2 separate regions of the Mus musculus genome follow, and region 2 is linked to region 1. A link is a loop called in an ENCODE intact Hi-C map of the cell type or tissue named here. Cell type or tissue: heart. All regions are shown on one strand. Each heading gives the region's core, and the rest is flanking DNA. Links, peaks and the distances in the headings are about the cores only. Region 1 has its middle 34 kb from the start of Zfp871. Region 2 holds the start of Gm50050 (a long non-coding RNA gene).

Region 1 (2,816 bases), core at 154-2,653:
TCTCCCATAACATAGCGCTAGGGAGTTTTGTGGACCTAACACTTGACCTTTCCTTTACTGCAACACACAGTCATGGCCTACCTCTTTTTGTATTTTAATGATTTTGTATTTTAATGCAATATCTAAATCCAGGCATTGCAGCCCACTTGGTGAAGCTGAGGCAGGCAGAGTTCCAGGACCACCAGAACTACATCCTCTGTCTTTTAAATAGAAGTAAAACATCTAAAAACAGCCCAAGAGCAACAGCAATGATGACGAAGATCAACACGAGTCCCCCCCCCCCCCCCCCCGCGCATGTCCATTTACTATTAGTTTAGCAATGCTGGAAATTCAGGTAATTGTTGCTAGTCCTACGAATCACTGTGGTAAGGGCACAGGGACAGTGTTTCGAAAGCTTCTCTTCGGACTGTGAGGCTCATAGCAGGTGAGGAAGACAGGACGACTGCTCTGAGTTACTCTGCGCTGGAGGAAGTATCAGCTTGGTTGTGCCCAGCTGAGAATTAACAGCTCCTTTGATTAAGCAACACTCTTAAACTGCTTTACTTCATTTTAGAACATGTGCCAAGAAAGATAAACCTTGTATCTTGCTTACACAAATGAGCATCCACCCTCTGGCAGTACACGGGGAGATATAAACTCAACAACTACTTATAGCAACAAATAATATCCGAAAATAAATAAGGTCATATCAGAAATTCCAGCCAGGCGAGCTTATCAACCACATGAGGTGCAATCCTTTGCCTGTGTCTATAAGGCCCAAAGTGTGGCAGGCACACTGAGTGATCTCTGGTTAAAAGCACAGAAACTTACCACAGGGAAGGACTCTTCAGTCCTGCCCGGGACACTCAGTGCCCTTCAAACTCACAGCCTAGTCTCACATACATTTGCCACCTCTGCACCTGCCCTGGTAAGACCTGCCACCACCACCCCTACTTTTCCTTGCTCCAGTTTCAGCTGTCTGCCTCAGACTTCATGCCTCTTACCAGTTAGTCATTTAACCGTTTCTTAGCCATTCTGTGACCAGCATGGTTGCATATAATTAATTGTGTGAGACATTAATATGCAATTTGTCAGTAAATATAAGTGATCAGATAGACTGTTACAAAATCATCTTTGATTACCATCTGCTGGCTTGCAAACAAAATCTGGCCACAAAACAGCCATACTGAGAACTTACTCATCATTCCATCTACCAGTCTTACATAAAACGTTCACGACCCCGGATCACTAAATTTCCTGTGCATGAACTCCCAACCCGAGTGTGAATCTCCTCACCACCCTCCACCACCACCGCCCAGATAGCAGAGACATGGGCTGATGAATGTCCACAGAGCCTGACGCACTAAGCTCTGCAAGGGCAGAACAGCGCGACCCAGCGGGGGGCCAAACTACTGCTTCCAGGGGAAGTTACTCCTCCACTGCTCCCTTGGTTGCAGCAGCCTCCCCCTCACACTTAGGACTCCCAGCAGTAGCCACTATTTTCAGCCGCCAGGTGTCCTAGTCCTCCTCTGACTCCAGCAGCCGGTGGACGTAACCCAGACACAGCGGGGCAAAACCTGGAATCTTTCTTCCAGACCCAGGCATTTAATACGACAAATACAGAACGTGGCATCTCAGTGTTTTGCAGTGACTATCTCCTAAGGCCCAAATTTCTAGTTGGACAGTTTATACAGTGCGAAACAACCACACATACACCCCATCCACCGCCCCTCCATAGTGCAGCAACTCACCCGTGGAGGATACCCATCCCCAAACTGGCAGGGCCGAGACCAGATTACAGATTCTGTGCACAAAGTTCTCAGTCAGCCAAAAGGAAAAGCATTCGTTCACTCACAAAACCTGTCCTGACTTCCCAGCAGCAATTGCTTCCTGCTTATTAAAATAATAGGGCCACAGTGAAGAGGGTGCGGCATAGTCTCTATTTTTTTTTTCTGATCAAGGCTCAATGTTTAATTGTAGGGTCTGAATTTAAAGGGGGAAATCCCATCCCTGACTATGCCAGGATCTCGTCAGGAAGACAGGCTCAGCTGTTCAGCAGACAGTGGCTTCTTGCAGGAAGCTGCAGATGTGGCAGGACAATAGACAACAGGTCAAAAGACTCCTCCCTAGGTGGGCTAGCCGACTGTGGCAAACAAGGTCTGACTTAGCCCACAAGACTGGGTGAAGGGTATACTTCCTTGCTTCAGTATCTAGAAATTTCTAAGTGGCCATGCTTCACAAATGTAGTTTTTGCTCCAGACTGCAAGTCCATGTTTGCCAATGATACGTTCTCTGAGTGTGCAGAAGTTCTCACGTTCATGCAGAACACTCGCCACTGTCCCGTGCAGACCCTTAGCTTGAAAATGGTGTGAAAGGAAGGATGATGGATCGATAAGCCTCTTCCCCATCCTCCTGGTCCAGGAACCCTTCCTTTGGAAGATGTAACAGGAATAAATATCTACTCCTTCCTTATATAGCAAGGAGGAAAGCAAAAATTAAAACTAAAAATCAAAATCCTTTCTATTCTCATCTGTGTCTCTGGGATAGGGAAGGATTGGACAGTAGCGGCCCAGGATGCACGATTAACGTCTGTCCTGTATAAAACATGGCCTGCTCTCATAGGTTTGCTTTTATTGGACTCACTTCTTAGACTTTCCTAACTCTTACTTGTTGAATGTTTAGATTCCATATGAGAAAACCACACTACTCTTGTCTTTCTTTTTTTTTAATTTTTTATTACGTATTTTCCTCAATTACATTTCCAATGCTAGCCCAAAAGTCCCCCATGCCCCCCCCCACTCCCCTACCCACCCATTCCCACTTTTTGGCCCTGGCAT
Region 2 (2,816 bases), core at 12-2,511, 110 kb after region 1:
AGAAAACTCTTCAGGACATACCTCATCCTTTCAGAATGATAACAAAGGAAGTAAAAAGATTGCCCAGCCAGCCATAGTGCTGGCCATGTAATCACAATGGTCTGAGTTCAGTTCCCCAAATCCACATAAAACAGGACATATCTGTAATCCCAGCACTTCTCACAGAAAGCCTGCTTCATTGACATGGAAGGAAACAGTACTTCTGAAAGCTGTCCTGCACATCTCCCATGTACCGTAGTATACGTGTGCACCCACAAACACAGTAAATGAACACACTTACAAAACTCAATGTTATATTGATTTATCCACAAGTCATGGGGACAGGTTGATCATGATAAGAAAATAGAAATTCCTAACTGTCCTAATTGGGACTGTCAATTTACTTCTTGGATATGCATGTATTCAAGCAGAAGATTGACTCAGTGGTAGTGGTAGTGGTAGTGGTAGAGGCGCACACCTTTAATCTCAGCACTCAGCAGGCAGAAGCAGGTGGATCTCTGTGTAAGAGAGGCCAGCCTGATCTACAGAGTAATTTTCAGGACAGTCAGGGGTATGCAGTAAAATGCTGTTTCAAACAGACAAACAAATAAAACCAGAAACAAACACAGTAACAAGAAGACAAAAAAGACCATAATTTGCGTTGATATCATTACATATCCAAGTATGCATAAGATTGTGGATTGAAATCTGTGTTGAAATGCTATGTGAATGTTTAGTGTTCTCAAAGAGACTTACCTCACCATACATGAATCGCACTGTTTCTAGTCGCGCTGTCCTCAGGAGACTTGGAAAGCATGCAGTCTGAACACGTTACAAACTGTTTCCCAGCATGAGACCAGCATTCATTCCCGTGTTCAGTGGTTAGTAACCACTGTCTCAGGCATGCTCGCTTCTTTTGTTTTGCAGCAGCCACCTGGCGGAGAAATTCAGTGACTATAAGTTGTATAAACATAAGGAGTTTGGGAGCAGCTTCACATATCCTCTGTCCCTTCAGATGCATAAAAGTGCTCACAGTGGAAAGAAACCTTCTAAAAATAAGGACTGTGAGGACCTTTTACTCCAATCTGGTCAAGGAAATAAAGAACATCACCCTGCAAAAAAAATCTTACGTTCAAAAGCTGTTTGGGAAAGGCCTCACGCATCCCAGTCCTTTACAAAGGCATGAGAAGAGTCACAGCGTTAAGAAGCCCTATGTATGTGAACTGTGTGGTAAAGGCTTTGTTCGCTTAGATAATCTTTTAAGACATAAGATGACTCCAGATTGTGAGAAGACTTTTTTTTTTTTGTAATCACTGTGGGAAAATTTTTTTCTCGTTCTGCTTACCTCGAAAACACACAAAAATTCATACTGGTGAGAAACCCTATGTGGGTGAGCAGTATGGGAGAGATTTTCTTTATTCTGCTTACTTTCAGATTCATAGAAGAAGTCACACTGGAGAGAAACCCAGTGTGTGTAAGCAATGTGGGAAAGCCTTCACTGCTTCTCAGTACCTTCATATACACGAACAAATTCATACTGGAAAAAAAAAGTTACGTAGGTAAGCAGTGTGGGAGTGCCTTCTCATTTTGGAATCAATTTTAGAAACATAAAATATCTCACAGTGGTGTGAATCCCTATACTTGTAAGCCATGTGGGAAAGGTTTCACATGTTCTGGTTTCCTGAGAGCACATGAAAGAATTCACACTGATGAGAAGTCCTATGTGTATAAGCACTGTGGGAAAACCTTTGCTCATTTTGGTAGCCATAAAAGACATAAAAAAAAAAAAAAACTTCACACTGTATAGAGACTCTACATACACAAGCAGTGTGGGAAAGCTTTAAAGAATCACCATTCCTTTCAGTTCCACAATTGAATACATACTGGAGACAAACCCTACAATTGTGAGCAGTGTGGGAAGGATTTAGCTTCTTCCTCCCTACAGAGCTAAGAAAGGAATCGCTCTGGAGAGAAGCCCTATGCGAGTTTGCAATGTGGGAAAGCTTTCAGTTCGGACAGCTCTCTTCAGCAACATAAAATAACTCACACTACAGCAAATTCCTGTGGACGCAAGCAATGTGGGAAAAGCAAAAGCCTTTGATCGATTTTTGGAAGTCTCAAGTACATGAAAGAGTCCACACCAGCGAAAGACCCTATGAATGAGAGGCTGTTTGAGGTCATCTTCTTTGCAAAGACATGAACTAATTCATAGAAACACATAAGGATTCTTGTAAGTAATGTTGGAATGTATTCTCTTTGTTACCTCTGAGAAATCAAACCACATGGGCATGAAACAGACTGCTAGCAGTGTGGGAAATGTTGAACAAAGCTTAATAGAGAGAAGCTTTGTTTGTTTGTTTAATTGATGTAACTTTTAGAACTAGAAGCAGACACACTGGAGAAAAGCCCTTTGGAGAAAAGCTGCTAGCAATATGATGAAGTCTTCCACCTTCTTTTTTTATCATGGAGAAGATATGGAAGATCTCACATTGAAGAGAAGCCACCACAATGTGCACATTATGGGGAAAGCCTTTAGTTCTCCTGGGGCCCTCCAAAGACATTGTGGTAGTCCTTCTGGAGGGAAACTCAATGTATATAAATAAAAAAAAATCTTAGAAATCTTCCAGTTATCTCAAGTTCTTTTATAGACTTGAAATAATTTGCTTTTAGGGTAGCCTAAGGTACAGAATTTGTGAAGTCTCCATTATCACTCTGGTAGGACTTTAAAAATGCATTGAGAGAACTCCTGGTATTGGAAAACAGGAAGATGTCTTGGTTCAACTCAAAAAACTATGCAATAGCAATGTTATGGGAGCAACTTTGATTAAACTAAATAC

The links. A loop is a pair of places that touch in the nucleus more often than their neighbours do. Peaks named below come from ENCODE experiments on the same cell type or tissue, not always from the same donor. Only the 100,000 strongest peaks of a DNase experiment are listed, where the experiment ranks them.
Region 2: a loop joins it to region 1, with 2.1 times the contacts of the local background. A loop is called at or near these places in 2 of 42 quality-filtered maps.

What each region holds. Positions count from the first base shown.
Region 1 is chr17:32,752,399-32,755,214 of GRCm38, forward strand. No RefSeq gene overlaps it. Among named protein-coding and RNA genes, the nearest start is that of Zfp871, 34 kb to the right of the region's middle. In heart, for the core only: a CTCF peak has its summit at 1,481; no DNase peak of the experiment used is centred there; H3K4me3 peaks cover 390 bases.
Region 2 is chr17:32,863,709-32,866,524 of GRCm38, forward strand. Gm50050 (a long non-coding RNA gene) reads right to left here and starts at 1,169. Exons shown (of 4, transcript XR_003952261.1): 1 at 1,110-1,169; 2 at 736-913. It also overlaps the pseudogene Gm18273. In heart, for the core only: no CTCF peak of the experiment used is centred there; no DNase peak of the experiment used is centred there.